Regions from separate parts of the Homo sapiens genome. Here region 1 is linked to region 2. Evidence: chromatin contacts called from ENCODE Hi-C or POLR2A ChIA-PET data. All regions are on one chromosome and are shown on one strand. The core of a region is the stretch at or near the end of the contact, and the rest is flanking DNA. Distances in the headings are between cores, read along the strand shown.

The links. A loop is a pair of places that touch in the nucleus more often than their neighbours do. ChIA-PET counts read pairs that join two places held with the same protein, here RNA polymerase II (POLR2A).
Region 1: a loop to region 2 is called in a map of mammary epithelial cell, with 4 times the contacts of the local background. The contact joins the promoter of C12orf71 here to the enhancer-like site in region 2. A Hi-C loop is called at or near these places in 2 of 168 maps with a recorded cell type or tissue (PC-3 and mammary epithelial cell) and 1 of 37 single-sample maps with no recorded cell type. POLR2A ChIA-PET finds 5 or more read pairs at or near these places in 3 of 52 experiments (MCF 10A, OCI-LY7 and activated naive CD4-positive, alpha-beta T cell).

Annotation. Positions count from the first base shown.
Region 1 is chr12:27,080,855-27,084,815 of GRCh38, forward strand. It overlaps C12orf71 (chromosome 12 open reading frame 71), which reads right to left and starts at 1,724. Exons shown (of 2, transcript NM_001080406.2): 1 at 1,114-1,724; 2 at 203-613. The coding sequence starts at 1,629. The coding sequence ends at 320.
Region 2 is chr12:27,047,122-27,050,850 of GRCh38, forward strand. No RefSeq gene overlaps it. Among named protein-coding and RNA genes, the nearest start is that of MED21, 26 kb to the left of the region's middle. Within about 2 kb of position 2,135, at least 3 of the 41 ENCODE cell types and tissues checked have a DNase peak (open chromatin) inside an H3K27ac peak, as active enhancers do; they include PC-3 and mammary epithelial cell, where a contact is called at or near this core.

The DNA of each region.
Region 1 (3,961 bases), core at 474-2,973, 33 kb after region 2:
CCACCACACCAAGCTAATTTTTGTATTTTTAGTAGAGATGGGGTTTTGCCATGTTGGCCTGGCTGGTCTCAAACTCCTGATCTCAGGTGATCCACCTGCCTGCCGCAGCCTCCCAAAGCGCTGGGATTACAGGTGTGAGCCACTGCGCCTGGCCCACATATGCTTGAAATGTGAGTCAAGATGGTGTGCTGGGAGAGGAAGATGTGGGGTAACAAGAGCATTTATTTTGTTTATTGAGGAAAAAACAAACTGATGGGGATTATTAATGGAATCCTTATTATGGATTATTTTAAACTTTCCAAAAAGTTTAAAAATCTGTCTATATGGGATGTCCTAATTCAAGGGTTTCTTGAGGTTGAATTCTCTTGCCTCTGTGAAAGAGTCTTTTCGTTGGTGCTGACCGATGGGGACTTTTGGTGGCATTCACAGGGTGATCCCTCCTCAGCAGAGAGGGGAGGATACGCTGCCTCAGCCAGCTGAAGGCCCACCCAAAGTTCAGGCAGCACTGGGCCTGTGTGTGTGAAGGAGTGTCATCCTTCTCTGGCTGCTCTGACAGGATTGAGGAGATCTCTGGAGCGCTTGTCCTTTGGCTGGCGGTTGCCTGGCTTATCATCTGCCATGAAAATGAAGGATGTGTTAGGTAGGAATAACCATGACAACAGCCAAATCAACGTTTACTCATTTGTGGAACTCACATCCTTTTACCAAAAATAGCCCAAGTGTCAATGCAGAGTTTCAATGCTCATCAATACTAAACATATACGTTTTTGGTGGGGAGGGAGATATAGTTAGCCCTTCTCCTTGCTTGCTACCCTCTTGTTTCCCTCAGCATTCCCAGTCTTTTCCCTACAGCTTCACCCTGACTCCTTTCCTTGTTGTCTCCCACTGGTATCACGTCAGTCCCCCTGGGACCTGCCTCCTCCTAGTGGTCATAAGATTCTGTGGTTCAACCCAGGCCTATCCCTTCCTGTCCTGTGAGGCATCTCTGCTCTCCTCAGCCAGCTCATGTCCCTTAAGCCTTAGAGGAGTCTGTGGAGACTACATAACATCTTTATTTTCTGGTGGCTTGCACTTGGGCAGGTCTTGACAAGCATCATATTCCTGATGACTGACCTGAACCATTTCCGGAGGGGAGCCGCTGGATAGCTGGAAATCTTGCTGAGCAGTTTCAGGAAATACAGCGTCATCATCTTTCAGATTTTCTAGAAATATCTGAAACTCTTGCACAAGATTATTCAGTTTGCCAACAGACAGTTTTGTTCTCTCTTTTGGTAACTTGTCTATCCACAGGTTGTCTCCATTTAGAAGCCTATTAGCTCTTGAGTCTGTGTTATCGGAGCCAATGTCCACGTCCCAGGCCAGGAAGATGCTTAGTTTGCAAAACTGCTCTGGTTCATCCTGAATTTGGTCTTGTCTCTTCATGCGTCTCCCTATCCTTTCAGTCCCCCATGCCCCTTGGACGGGAGGCAGAAAGTGGATGGAAGGACCCTTGGAAGGTGCATCTTCCCAGGAGGTTGTGTCCTCACAGGGGGTGTCCTCACAGGGGAAATAGCCCACAGAGAGGCTCAGGTTGGAATTGGATTTGGAGCTGTCGTCCTCTATGTCGCTGTTAGAGGATGAATATGCCATGGAGTTCAAAGGCACAAATTTCTCTCAACTTGAGAAGCTTCAAAAAAGAAAAAAGAAAAAATAGGTGGGACTAAGGAGAAGAGAGTCATAGTACTTAAGCAAAAACATTATCCATTCCCTTCTCTTTTTTCTTTTTTTTTTTTTGAGACGAAGTCTCACTCTGTCTCCCAGGCTGGAATGCAGTGGTGTGATCTTGGCTCACTGCAACCTCAGCCTCCCGAGTAGCTGGGACTACAAGCACACGCCACCACACCTGGCTAATTTTTGTATTTTTAGTAGAGATGGGGTTTCACCATGTTGACCAGGCTGGTCTCGAACTCCTGACCTCAGGTGATCCACTCACCTTTGCCTCCAAAGTGCTGGGATTATAGGTGTGAGCCACCACACCCGGCCCCATTCCCTTTTCTATTCAGAACTACCCCATTTAGATAGAAGTATTATCCAATAGTTTTTGTTTGTTTTTGTTTTTTTTTTTGAGATGGAGCCTCGCTCTGTTGTCCAGGCTGGAGTTCAGTGGTGTGATGTCAGCTCACCGCAACCTCCGTCTCCTGGATTCAAGAGATTGTCTTGCCTCAGCCTCCCGGGTAGCTAGGACTACAGGCACATGCCACCATGCCCAGCTAATTTTTTGTATTTTTAGTAGAGAAGGGGTTTCACCATGTTAGCCAGAAAGGTCTTGACCTGACCTCGTGATCTACCTGCCTCGGCCTCCCAAAGTGCTGGGATTACTGGCATGAGCCACCAGGCCTGGCCAGTGTTATCCAGTTTTTACAATCTCTCAGTGAAGGGCAGAAGAGGCAGCCCTCTCCCTTTTAAAACTTATTTCATTGTATTATAATCCTCTCTACTAAGCATCTCCACTTCTCATCATTTGTCCTACTGTGGTTGTAAGATCTTGTATCATAAAAGAAAAGGATGATCATTGTATAAAATTGGAAAAATATAGGAAAGTATGAAGATGAAATAAATATGCTGTAGTCCTACCTTCTAAAGATAATGATAACTATCAAAACATTTTGATGGACTTCCTTATCTTTTCTATTTATATAAACACACATATACATATCTGTACATTTATACAATATGTCCACATACACATATACATATATGTAAATGTGGATATGACATATAGTTGAAACTGAAATTATTTTATCCCATAGCCTACAACAAACATATATATGGTTACTCTGCAATTTTTAACCACTTCTTATTAATGCTAAATAAATCTGTAATAAACCCGCTTTTCCATAAATCTTTGACTATGTCTCTTATTTTTCTATATGTAGGATTAATGGACCAAACCCCATAAATATATTAAAGTCTTGTGGTAGTTGATACCAAATTACTTTCCAGAAGGTTTTGGTATTTAGATGCCCATCCTCCCACCGTCTGATGACACTGTTTAGTCCAGCTTTTTCTGTGAAGCCCCAGAGTAAGTAGGGCTGGAAGAATGTGCACGTGCATGCACGCGTGCACGCGCGCACACACAGACACACACACACAAACAAAAGACTGTCACACCCTGCTCTGGTGGCTGCCCACGTGGAAGAAGTGCTGCTAACTCCTGAGGCAAAAAAAGGAGACACGAGAAATCCTTCACATCCCGAGTCTCCGTGGCTAAAAGTCCAGCTGTCAGAAGTCTGTGTTCTGAGACTGTTGGTTACCATGGCAACAGAAAGAACCAAGTTAGAGCCAGGAATGTGGAAAGAGAAAAGGAAAAAAGGGGACAGAAAGCCACAGAATCTATCCCTTTGTTTCCAAAATATTCTATGCCCATACCATCCTAGGCTGAAGAGGATCCCTCTTGAGTGTAGAAGAACGAATGCATGGAGTTTACTTCTCTCTTGTCAGGTGGCAGATGGTTCCCGTCCTTAGGAGATTTAGAGCTCTAAATAAGGGGCATGGGTATAAACATACACATACATACACACACAGAGACATGCTTACAAATGGAAAGCAGAAAGCCAAGAAACACTTATCTGACCTACCTATTGGATTCATCAGTTTTCTTAAGATCTTTCCCCAATATTTGTCTCTCTCCATTTCCATTATACAAGATTACAGTTAAAGTTTGTCGTGACTCACTCTCAGGTTTTTCACTGTAGAACTGGCTTAAATTTGTATATTCTGTTAAATAAGATGTTTAAGGAATTCTGATGACATGATAGAAGAAATAGGCAGAGTTAGAGTTGGAAAGAAGCAGCTTCTACTACCCAACAGAGGCAGCCTGGCAGGTGCCCACAGACTGCTCACAACTCCCCTGAGTGATTGTGGACCTGGATTAATCCTGGAAGGTGTTTAAGTCAGAAGCCACATGTTCCCTGGCATTTAT
Region 2 (3,729 bases), core at 885-3,384:
GTTTGCATTTTCTAGAGTTTTATACAAGTGGAATCTACAGTATGTACTTTATATGTATCAATAGGTCATACCTTTTTGTTACTTACATCTTTGTTACTGTGACATATTTCACTGTATGGCTAAACCATTATTAGTTTACCTGTTGACAGACATTTGGGTTGTTTCTAATTTTTGCCAAACACAAATAAAGTGGCTATGAACATTTACATACAAGTATTTGTATGGACTTAAGCTTTAATTTCTCTTAGGTAAATACCTAAGGAGTAGAATGGCTGGATCATATAATAGGTGTATATAGTATTTAACTTTTTTTTATAACACTGTAAAACTGTTTCATAGTGGTTGTATGGAAATAAAAATGAGAAACAAAATAAAACAAATGTATACCAAAACATGTTTAATGTTTCACCTTCAAGAAAAGGGAGCACTTTACAATGAGTGAGAAAATATATATCCACATTTTGAAAAAAACTCCAAGATAAAAGGCATTTTGACAACAGATATTTGGAAATATTTCCATCGTTACAAGAGTTTATTGTCAAAAATGATGTATGTCCATCTATAAAACTCTCCTATCTGTTGCTAAAACAAATTTATCTGCTCTATTTTTAAATATTTTCAAAAAGTTAGTTTTAAACCTATTTGTTTAAAATATGAAAATGCAAAACCTTTTATTGCTTCCAAGAGTAATTTATTGACATCGAAGAAAATATAAATTTATTACTTAAACAAAAATCTTCCTTTTTAGCTCCTCTTTTTTGTTTTGTTTTTATAACTGGACAGATAATAATTGTACATATTCATGGGGTACATAGCGATGTTTCAATACATATACTGTAGTGATTAGATCAGGGTAATTAACATATCTTTTTAATTGGTGAATGGAGTGAAAAATTAATACTCTGATTTAGTAAGTGAAGCTAACTCTTCCATTTGAATCCATACTTCTCTGCAGGATCTTTTTTAGCTTTGAGAGCCATTAACACCAAATATTGAAGTAAACTAAACTTATAACCAGACCATCATATCATTTTATCTCATAAAATGAAGCAAGTATTCCTGTCACTTCTGGGAACACAACTGAACAGTATTGTTTACTAGTGAAAAAAAATTGAGTTTTCAAGTGAAAATTGGAATTTTGGAAAACTTGTATCCTCCCTATGAGCTTGACAGCTTCCCAATATTTAGAGACTTTTATGATATATTTATGGTGAGACCAGTGATAATATTAACAATTGTTATTTTTGAAATATTGCTTAATGAAACCCATCAATACCAACCCAAATTTTATAAAAACAAAGCATATTTAAAAACATTTCTTGGGAGGGCATGGTGGCTCATGCCTATAATCCCAGCACTTTGGGAGGCCGAGGCAGGCAGATTACTTGAGGCCAGAAGTTCAAGACCACCCTGGCCAACATGGTGAAACCTCCATCTCTACTTAAACAAAAAAACAGAATTCTTGCAATATAGGTGACCCTCATAAATCACATAACTCTTCTGAGAGTAAAAGAGGTGCATTTTTTGTTAGAGTTATCCAGACTTTTTACATTAATTATATTTATATTTTTCAGATCCCAAATTGGCAAAAGTTGGAGAATTTTTCTTAAATTACAATTTTCTTCTGCCAGAGCCAAAAATGTAAGAAAACTCCTAGATACCATGGTTATATCCATAATCTTAAAATTATTGTTCTCAGCACAATGAAGAAATTATTGAGAACAAGTCCCTTCCAAAGAAAAAAAAATCCAATAAGAGATTAAATATGTATTGTAATTTTAGAAGACAGTTAAGTTGCATCCTCACATAGAATGCTCTCTCAGACACTGGCTTATTCTAAATGCGTCAGCAAGTAATCAAAGAGTACAGTAAATGCCTATTCTTCCTTAGAACACTGCTGGAACAGATTTCCCCCTAACCCTGGCTAAGGCTCTCTTTATTTATTAGATGGATTAAACTTAATTCCCTTGATTTGTACTTATTCTAATAACAGTTGATCCATAGGAATTCAGAAAGGCTTTTTCAGACTTGAGATTTAAGTGCAATGTCAGCTTTTTTTGTTTTTTTTTCTTTTTTCAGTTTGGCTAAAGCAAAGCAAGGGAATTGTTGCCAAGTAGAGCACACTATGCAGAACCTGGGACATATAGGATGACTCAGCATTGCATTTTAGTCTCATGACTTTGCTGGGAATCAGATGCAGCTATCGAGAATACCAGTAGCATTGGCTTTAGGTTTAGTAGCCATGAGTTGAGTTTAGGAAAGGCAGAATCTTACTAAGCAAACTCCTGATTATTGCTGCAAGAACTTCTTGGTCAAAGCATTCTTGACAAATCATCCTTGAAAAACTCTTTACTATATGGAAAACGTAAAGAACAATGGGTGAGAGCACAGGCTCTGGGTTTGAACCTTGGCTATACCACCACTTACACATCATGTGACCGTGGTTAAGTCCCATCATCACTCTGTGTCTCAGTTACCATATATACAAAATAACAATAACATACTGCTAAATACTTACTAAATCCTTTACATTTATTATGAATATAAACCACATGATCCTATGTGGCTTATATTAATAATAAATATAAAGGATTTAGTCTGGTACTAAATGACCAGTAAATGTTATTTATAATTGGTTTATTTTATTATTTATTTATTTAGACAGAGTTTCACTCCCATTGCCTAGGCTGGAGTGCAGTGGCACTCAGGTGATTCTCCTGCCTCAGCCTCCCAAGTAGCAGGGACCACAGGTACACCACCATGCCCAGCTAATTTTTTTTTTTTTTTTTTGAGATGGAGTCTCACTCTGTCACCAGGCTGGAGTGCAGTGGCATGATCTCGGCTCACTGCAACCTCCACCTCCTGGGTTCAAGCAATTCTCCTGCCTCAGCCTCCCAAGTAGCTGGGACTACAGGCGTGCGCCACCATGTTCAGCTAATTTTTGTATTTTTAGTAGAGACGGGGTTTCACCATATTGTCCAGGATGGTCTCAATCTCTTGATCTTGTGATCTGCCCACCTTGGCCTCCCAAAGTGCTGGGATAATAGGCGTGAGCCACCACACCTGGCCTGCTAATTTTTAATATTTTTTGTAGACACACGGTTTCACCATGTTGCCCAGGCTGCTCTTGAACTCCTGAGCTCAAGTGATCTGCCTGCCTTGGCCTCCCAAAGTGCGGAGATTACAGGTGTGAGTCACCATGCCAGACCAGTTTGCTTTATTTCTTAAGCCTCACAACATCCCTGTAGTTATTGTGGGGTAGGTATCTGCTATGGTTTGAATGTCCACTCCAAAAGTCATGTTGAAATTTAATTGCCATTGTAACAGTACTAAGAGGTGGAACCTTTAAGAGGTGATTAGGCCATGAGAGCTCTCATAAATGTATTAACGACATTATTGTGGGAGTGGGTTCATTATTGCAGGACAGGGTTCCTCATAAAAGGACGAGTTTGGCACCCCATTTGTTTCTCTCTGACTCTCAAGGTCTCTTGCTTTTCCACCTTCTGCTATGGGATGTCATAACAAGAAGACCTTCATCAGATGCTGGTACCTTGATCTTGAACTTTCCCACCTGCAGAAGTATGAGGACATAAATTTCTATTCCCTTAAAATTACCCAGTCTGTAGTATTCTGTTATAGCAGCACAAATCAGACTAAGACAGTATCCCTAAGGGTAAATTGAGTTTATTTCTGAGAGTAAACTGAGGCTCAGAAGTTAATTGTCCATTG